Linked DNA regions of Mus musculus: region 1 is linked to region 2. Evidence: chromatin loops called from intact Hi-C (ENCODE). Cell type or tissue: gastrocnemius. All regions are shown on one strand. Links, peaks and the distances in the headings refer to the core of each region. The heading gives the core; the rest is flanking DNA.

Region 1 (4,224 bases), core at 844-3,343, 320 kb before region 2:
TGATTTGCTCGTGGTACGTAGAGGTTGAGGCAGGAGAATCAGGAGTTCAAGGCTACACAAACTGTTTCAAAACAAACAAAGAAAAAAGAAAAAGAAGTTGAAAATACCACAAAAATGAGAGCAATGAACTTTGAATATCCTATGATATTCCATGTGCTACATAAATGAATGGATGTGAAGGGAGGGTGGATGCATGTGAGGGTGGCTGGAGGTATGGATGGGTGGGTGGGTGGGTGGGTGGGTGGATGGCTGGATGGATGGACAGATGTTTGGATAGGTGGATGGGTGGGTAGAAGGATGGATGGATGGGTGAATGGATGGATGGATGGGGTGGCCATAGATGAATGGATACATGGATGGGTGGGTAAGTGGATGGATGGATGGATGGATGGATGTGTAGTGGATGGATGGATGGATGTATAGTGGATGGGTGGATGTGAACCTTCCAACTCTCAGGGTGGCCAGGCCACACTCCCGTGATCCTACAACCCTCTAGAGCTAGCCCCTGCACCAGGTGATTTCACTCACTAAGTCTCTTGACACACCAACTCACCAGCCCTTTGAGGTCACATGGCTCCCACCAGGCTATCTCTCTGACAGCCCCCCCCCCAGTTCCTCTTGCTTTCATGCAACACACCACGCACCCCTGGTTAGCCATTTCAACACCTAATTACCTAGTAGAATCAAGACTCTTAATGCTTAATTCACCAATCAGATTTATGTATTAATAATAACACAATTTACAAGATGCCAGTACAGTAATTTCAGAGCCAAATAATTGGGATAAAGCTTTAACCCAATTATTCTAACCTTTTGATAACCCACATCAGCCTCCATTCTGGTGTTCTCTCTCCTCCTTAGACCTTTCTCTCTGTCTCCTCAACTCTTTGCTCTGCCACCCTTCTCCTGTCCAATCACAGGTCTCCCACTGCTCTAATGCGATTGAACAGGGAAAATCCTGCAACATGGATGAGTAGATGAATAGATGGGGTGATGTGGATGAACACATCAATGGATGTGTAGCTGGCTGGCTGGATGAGTGGTTGGGTGGGTAGATAAACAGATGTGGTGGGGTGGATGAATAGACTGATGAATGGATGGGTAGATGGATAGGTAGGTGATGAATGGATGGAAGGATGGATGCATGGATGGATGGATGGATGGTAGGCTGGAGATGGACAGGTAGGTATATGGACTATTTTACACTAGACAGTGACAGGCTATGCTCAACATTTTAAGAAAAGCATCATCCCTGCAAGGAAACTCTCTGACCCCAACTCTTCCAAAGCAAGCACTCCTTGAAGTGCTAGGGGTGTTGTCAGAGAACCCAGTAGGCAGGAGAAGCAGCTGTGTGCTACATTTCGGCACCTTCGGACATGAAGCACCTGTGCTTTTGAGGAAAGATGGGATTAGAGACTCATAATCAGAGTTCACAGGGGATCTACCAAGGCTTCCAGCTTCTCTTGACTTGTGGCCACTGAGTACCATGTTCCCGTGGCAATGGGAGAGATAGAGAAACCAAACCAAGCATATCCATCTAACACATTGTTAGAATTGATGGCATCACCACTGAGCTTGGCCACCTAAGTGCTGTATGTCTTTGAGGGAATCTCAGTGGAGACTCAATACAGAAAATGGAAGTGTTTACCTGGTCAGGCCATGAACAGGATCAAACCAGCTAATCTGTGGAAAGAAGCTGCTTTGGGGCAACTAGTACAAATTAGTAATAAGCATAGGAGGTCCCACATTGGGTGATTTTTCCCATGATTCAGTTAACCTACCTGCCCAATGGTACATCCATAACACAGCCATGAGGAGGCCAAGAACAGCACTCAGTATAAAGTGACAGCTGCTGCTCTAACAGTGCTGAGCCAGGTGAGGTGACCTGAGAAACGAGAGGGCTCCTCCTGCAGGGCACTCAATGACAAATGCATAGAGATCTAAACAGACCACAGGGTTAGCTTGCAAAGCTACTGCAACAGTGTTCCAGGGACCCAGAACCCTCTATAGCTCAGAATGGAAAGGGAGAGAGGATGGAGAGGGGGAGAAGGGGGGGGGGAAGGGGACAGCCACACAGGCAAGCAGGAAGGACCTGGGTGCCACTCAAAAAAAAATTACAGGAAGATGTTTAGGGCCCCAAGGCCCCATGCATGAACAAACACAATCTTTCTGACAACCTTTGTTGAGTAACCAGGGTGAGCTCTGTGCGTGTGTGTGTGTGTGTGTGTGTGTGTATCTCCCTCTCTTTTGTTCCACCCATGAAAGGGAATGAAGAGGAAGATTTGTCTCTATAGTCATGAGCTTCAGGGGGAAACCATGAAACTCTAGAGGGCATCTTGTGTATTTGTCTGTACCAGGCAAATTCCTCGGGTCCAAATCTTTCCAGCAGCTCAACATCCAGGTGCTGGCAGTGACCTGAACTGGAATGTCACCCTGGAGATGAGTAAGGTCAGGCTGGTTTGTGAGTCCTGGAGGAACCGAAGCTGAAGAGACACAAGGTGCGGTGAGAGTCATTTGAGAACAGGGAAAGCTGGGATCAGTGAGGACAGATTGTAGAAGCCCTGATCCAAGAGCCTGAGTTGTCAGTTCCCATTTGATAGCCACGGCACTCTGTGGACTTGGGTAAGTCTCTTCCTTCTCTGGGCTTTGGCATATGTGTTTGGAAACCACACAACACAACACAAAACATACAAACAAGAAAAAAAATATTAAAAGGGAAGTACCTGACTGTACTGAGGCCCTCTTGGTGCTGAGAAAGTTTGGGGTAATTTCCAAAACAGCCATGACAATGAGCTGGCATTTGGAGACTTCATGCGATCCTTTCTCAGAGACAGCCATCTGTATTCATTTACAACACCTCCATGTCTCAACAGACGCTGTCTCTCTCGGGACATAGAGTGGATTGTTTCATGCTACTCTTGCCTCATGCCTGGGTGTAAAGAGGAGACCAGAACCTCTGTGGTAATGATGGGGTCCAGTCATCCTTGAGGAAAAGGGGTGTGGCTGAGGAGGAGGGACTGTGAGGTGATATCTTCTGGGCAGGACACGTGGCACTGTGCTCAGGAACTCAAAGCAGCTGTGCTGACCTGTATAAGATCAAGTCAGTTAAAATTCCAGCAAGGATGATGGAGGAGCTCACAAGGCCCCACCCCTGGCTGAGGAGCAGTTGATGGATGCTGGAGGGAGGAGACGTGCTTTCTTCTGAGCGGAGTGGTCACTGCTAGATTACCTGTGCTCTAGTGGGTGATCCCACACCCCTATGCAGATGAGCAACATTGATTGGAATAAGTTGTGAGGAAGAGGAGGAGGAGGAGAGAAAGGAGGAGAAGGGAGGAGGGAAAGGAGGGAGGGGGAGGGGGAAGGAAGGAGGAAGAAGGGAGGATGGAGGATGGAGAGGGAGGGGAGGAGAGGGAGGGGAGGAGGAAGAAGTGGGTGTTGGAGGAGAGTTCAGGGGAAGCTGGAGGAAAGTAATAAGAGGTGGATATGACTAAATACATTGTATACATGCATGAAATTCTCAAAGTATAAATAAAATACTGTATTTTAAAACCTACAGACAGCCAGGCAGTGGTGGCACACGTCTTTAATCCCAGTACTTGGGAGGCAGAGACAGGTGGATCTCTGAGTTCGAGGCCAGCCTGGTCTACAGAGTGAGTTCCAGGACAGCCAAGGCTATACAGAGAAACCCTGTCTCGAAAAACAAACAAATAAACAAACCTACACACACCAGCCTGCTTCTCTGTTGCTATGATAAAACACTGGCCAAAGGCACCTTAAGGCAAAAAGGGTTAGTTTAGCTTACAGGCCTATATCATGATCCATCTTTAAGACAAGTAAAGGCAGGGACTCAAGCAGGAACCTAGAGGCAGGAACTGAAGTAGAGGCCATGGAGGAGGACTGCTCACTGGCTTGCTGCCCTTGGATTGGTCAGCCGGTTTTCATACACCATTCAGGACCACCAACCTCAGGGTGACACCACCCACAGTGGACTGGGTTCTCACACATTCACCATCAATTAAGAAAATGCCCTACAGATTTCCTGGTAAATCAATCTGTCAGAATCAACTTCTCAATCTGGGTGCCCTATTTCCAGGGGACTCTAGTTCATGTTGAGTTGATTAAACCCAGCCAGCACACCACAAGGAAATTCAATCAATTGATTTTTAAAACAGAGAAAATTAACAATGGAACGGAAGCACTGTGCTGAGCACCAGAATATAGCTG
Region 2 (4,224 bases), core at 1,174-3,673:
CCAGAGAGGGGAATGGGATCTACAGGCAGGCAACAGATTCAGGGTCAGCCTTCATTCCAGTTGTTGGGAGACCTGCATGAAGACCAAGTTTCACATCTACATATGGAGGGGGGCAGGGGGTAGGGGAAGGGGGGCAGGAGGGGTCTAGGTCCAGCCCATGCTTGCTCTTCCGTTCAGTCTCTGGGGGCCCCCAAGGGTCCAAGTTAGGTGACTCTGTTGGTCTTCCTGTGGGGCTCCTAATCACTTTGGAGCCCTCAATCCTCCCCCAACTCTTCCACGAGACTCTATCTAACATTTGCCTGTGGGTCTCTGCCTCTGCTGGGGGACCCGTAAACTAGATCCTATCTGCCATCCTGACAGTGTCATTAATAATGCCAGGGATTGGTTCTTGCCCATGGGATGGGTCTCCATTTGGGCCAGTCAGTAGTTGCAGCCTTTTAATTTCCTATTTCCAATCTACAGTTCTTGTGCCCACAGACCCAGAAGCCATAAATGCCGAGGGCCGGTGTTGCAGCCCCTAACGGCAGTGGTTAGTGGTCACCCCAGCTCTAGCCACAGAGTTAAAAGCAAGCAAATGGGCATTCATTCCCATGGAAGCTGGTGTGGGTCACAGCCAGGGCTGGGAGGTTAGTGGGCAGGTGATACAGGGTCAGCCACTCTCATGGGTGGTGGATACCACGTGACATGGCAATGGGCATCCAAAGATGTCAGGCTACCCCCTGAGAGATCTTTCAGGATCAGCTGTCCCCTGAGAGATCTCATGTGCCCCCACACCCATGCATGAGGGGTGCAACTGCCCAGCACTGAAGCCAGAGGAGCTTGCGGGAGGCGGCAAGCTTATGGCTTTCACTGTTCAGCTCAATGGGCCTTTGTTTCCCCATCTGTATAAGTGAAGCTAGGCCAAGTCTGATCCCTAAGTCGTTGGGTCGCAGGTGCCGTTTTCCTTCTGTAGAACGGGGGCTCCCTGGGGCAGCACCTTTCAGACACCAATGGCATCACAGGACCTCAGCCATCTTCTTTAGTAGGCTTCTGTAGTCGGTACCATCTGTAACTCCAGTTCCAGCAGATCTGATGCCCTTCTGTGATGTCCTAGGGCACCAGGCACACACATGACACCCAGAAATACTGTATGTAATACAGGGAGAGAACCTAGATGTGTAAAATAAGATAAATATGAATTTTGAATAAATAATAAAACACATTTGCATGAAGTCTGAATTAGAAGTGAATAACGGAGCCAATCTTGTCATTGTGCAAAGGTTACAGGCATGTCCAAATACTAGGAATGCAGTGTTGCAGGGCAGAGCAACAGTGCAGGATCCTGTCCCACATGAAGCCCACTGCTGACCCCATGTGTGTTCTTGAAGGCGAGTCCCATTTACACACACACACACACACACACACACACACACACACACACACACGGTACTGAAAAGAATCCAGGGCGTGTCCAGCATACATTAGTTGGTGAGTACCCAGAAGGTGGAAGACCACAGAACGTGAGCCCAAACAGAAGTCCGCTGGGTGCTCAGAGACACACAACATCTCCCTGTGCAAGCACAGCACACTGGGAGAAAGGATGGGAAAGACACAAGAGTCTGGACCTGGACAGAGGCGGTTTGCTGAGGGTGGGAGGGTCTGCCTTCCAGGAAACAAGACTAGTTACAGACCCTCCGCAGTCTCAGTTTACAAAGTCCTCAGAGGACAGTGACAGGCTGTCTGAGGCTGACAAAGCACTGGCCACAGGCAGCCTGGGTGCTGGTAAGGACACACCATCGGGGCTTGTGTCCTGCAAGCAGATACAGCTGTGGGCTGTCAATCAAAAATAGTCATACAATCAGAATGGTGTCATCCTAGTACTTGGGATAGAGGATCAACAGAGATTTCAGGGCAGCCTGAGCTACATGGTAAGTTCCAGGCTAGCCAGGTCTAAACAGTGAGACCCTGTCTCAAAAATAATTGAACAAACAGTAATACAAACCCAGACTGTGTTCGAGCCTTGGCTTGGCCACAAACAGACAGTGTGACCCTGGGTAAGTTGCACGTTCCCCTTCATGGCATCAGCTCACCCAGCCTGCCCCTTGCTTGCTGAGTGCTGTGTGGCCTCGAGCAAATAGCCTTGCCTCTCGGATCCTCTCAAGTCATTTCTGTAGTGGGTACTTGGGAACGTTATCTCGGGGTCCTTACGACCCCAGTAGAGCAAAAAGGGCCTTGCACACCACACTAGCACACTGTTAGCTCTGCAGGTCTCACCTGGGTTGCCTCAGTCTGCCCCCCTCATCACCATCCCAGGCTCCAGCTGCCCAGGTGACATGGCGCCAAAGCTCGGCTGCTGCCCGGTCTGTGGCGACACCTGCTGGCCACATGTGGAAGGACACGAGCTCCGCTCCGCTAGATGGATGGATGCACCTGATGCGGGTGCGGGACTCAAGGACTTGAGGTTGCATCGCTCCTAAGAACTCGGGGCTACCGTCCTGGAATGTAGAGCTAAGACCCTGGGGTCGGAAGGAAGCAGGATCTCCACAAGGAACTAGGCTAAGAAACTGGAGGACAGGAGACTGAGAAAGATGCCCTCCACAGCGGCTGCTACCACGGAAACCGACGAAGGGGGAGTGGGATCCGCACCCCTACCTCACCCCACAGTGAGGCATTGAAACATCTAGAAATTACAGAGTCTATTTAGTTCGTGGTGCCTGCCATTAGTGTCCACGGATCTATTATTCAGTAAGAGCCATGCTTTGACCCTGTAACCCTGTGACCCTGCGACAGCATTGGGGATGCTCTGCTCCTCTGATGTTACCCTACAGCCTAATTGGATCTGAGAAGGTCCTTCTCCCTGGAATTCTGACGCACAGCGCCCCTTCCAACTGCCCAAGACCTACACAGAGGGACGAGTCCCCTAATGGAGGAAATTTGGGACCAGCAGAGGAAATGACCAAACACTGAATAGCAGACCAATGGGTGTTTCAGCTCCGACTCAGGGAGGTCAGGTTAGGGAGGGAGGGACAGGTCACTGATAAGAGATGAGGATAGTGAAAGACACAGGAGAGGAGAGGGAAGGGGAAGTGGGGAGGAGAGGGAGAAGCAGGGGACAGTGAAGGGTATGGAAGGAGGAGAAGACAGTCTCTTGTAGCCCAGGCTAGCCCTGGACTCTGAACTTGCTTATATAGTAGAGAATGACCTTGAATGCCTGACCCCTCCTGAGTCACACAGGGCTTCACCAGTGAGTGTGTGACAGTGTCGCTAGGTTAGCTGAGTGTGTGGCCTTAATGGGAGCTTCTGGGTGGACTATGGCAGACCCACCTCGTGTGAGCCTGGGAAGAAGGACCCTATGAGAAAGGGCCAAATGCTGTGCCCATCACTAACATGAGAGTTAGAGGGAGGGGAAGAGGGGAGCAGAGATCTGAGCTGGCGGCAGGCAGCTTGATTTTCCTACAGCAGGCACAGCGGCACCATGACAGCGGCTATTTGGAAGATGCTTATGCGGCCACAAGCCTAAACTTAATGCCAGCGCCGAGGAGGCAGAGGCAGGCAGATCTCTGAGTTCAAGGCCAGCCCGGTACACAGGGTGAGTTCCAGGTCAGCCAGGGCTATAGAGAGAAACCCTGTCTCAGGCTGTGATCCAGAGGTGGAGGCAGGGAGTTCAATACCAGTCTCTGTGTTCTCTGACTTATTTATCATTCAGATAAAGATAAATGTGCCCTGCAGATCCTCATTGGCTGAAGTAGCTCATGAAGGACAGGCCTTGACGGTTCTATCCACCTCAGCTTCTGGTCGAAGCTCTTCACGCCTCAGGCACAGTCACGGGAGGAGCCACGTTTATCCTAAAGTCGCAAGCTCCCACCACCAAAGGTGAGCCAACTCTAACTACCTTCCCCACCATGAAACACTGAATCCTCAGAAACCAGGAACCAAAATACTTTCTGTGCTACCCCAGGCCAGTTAAGTCAATCGACAGCTTGGTTTTTTTTTTTTTTTTTTTTGTTTTTTTTTTTGTTTTTTAAAATGGGCCAAAGACATTAATAGAAACATCACCCATGAAAACATACAGACCAAAGAGGTTTATAAAGTTCAAGGTAACCCTTACACACGGGGAGCTGGAGATTAACCTGGAATACATTAGATCATCCAAGCAAATAAACTCCATATGTAAATTTATATTTAGGGTGGACATATGCTTTGGCACTCACGTGGGGGTCAGAGGGCAACTTTTGGAACTCAGTT

Evidence for each region. Peaks named below come from ENCODE experiments on the same cell type or tissue, not always from the same donor. Only the 100,000 strongest peaks of a DNase experiment are listed, where the experiment ranks them.
Region 1: it touches region 2 in a loop (2.1-fold over the local background); 1 of 42 quality-filtered maps calls a loop at or near these places.

What each region holds. Positions count from the first base shown.
Region 1 is chr5:119,101,380-119,105,603 of GRCm38, reverse strand. No RefSeq gene overlaps it. Among named protein-coding and RNA genes, the nearest start is that of 1700081H04Rik, 4.7 kb to the left of the region's middle. In gastrocnemius, for the core only: a CTCF peak has its summit at 1,908; no DNase peak of the experiment used is centred there.
Region 2 is chr5:118,779,889-118,784,112 of GRCm38, reverse strand. No RefSeq gene overlaps it. Among named protein-coding and RNA genes, the nearest start is that of Gm42015, 61 kb to the left of the region's middle. In gastrocnemius, for the core only: no CTCF peak of the experiment used is centred there; a DNase peak (open chromatin) is centred at 2,350; H3K27ac peaks cover 1,144 bases.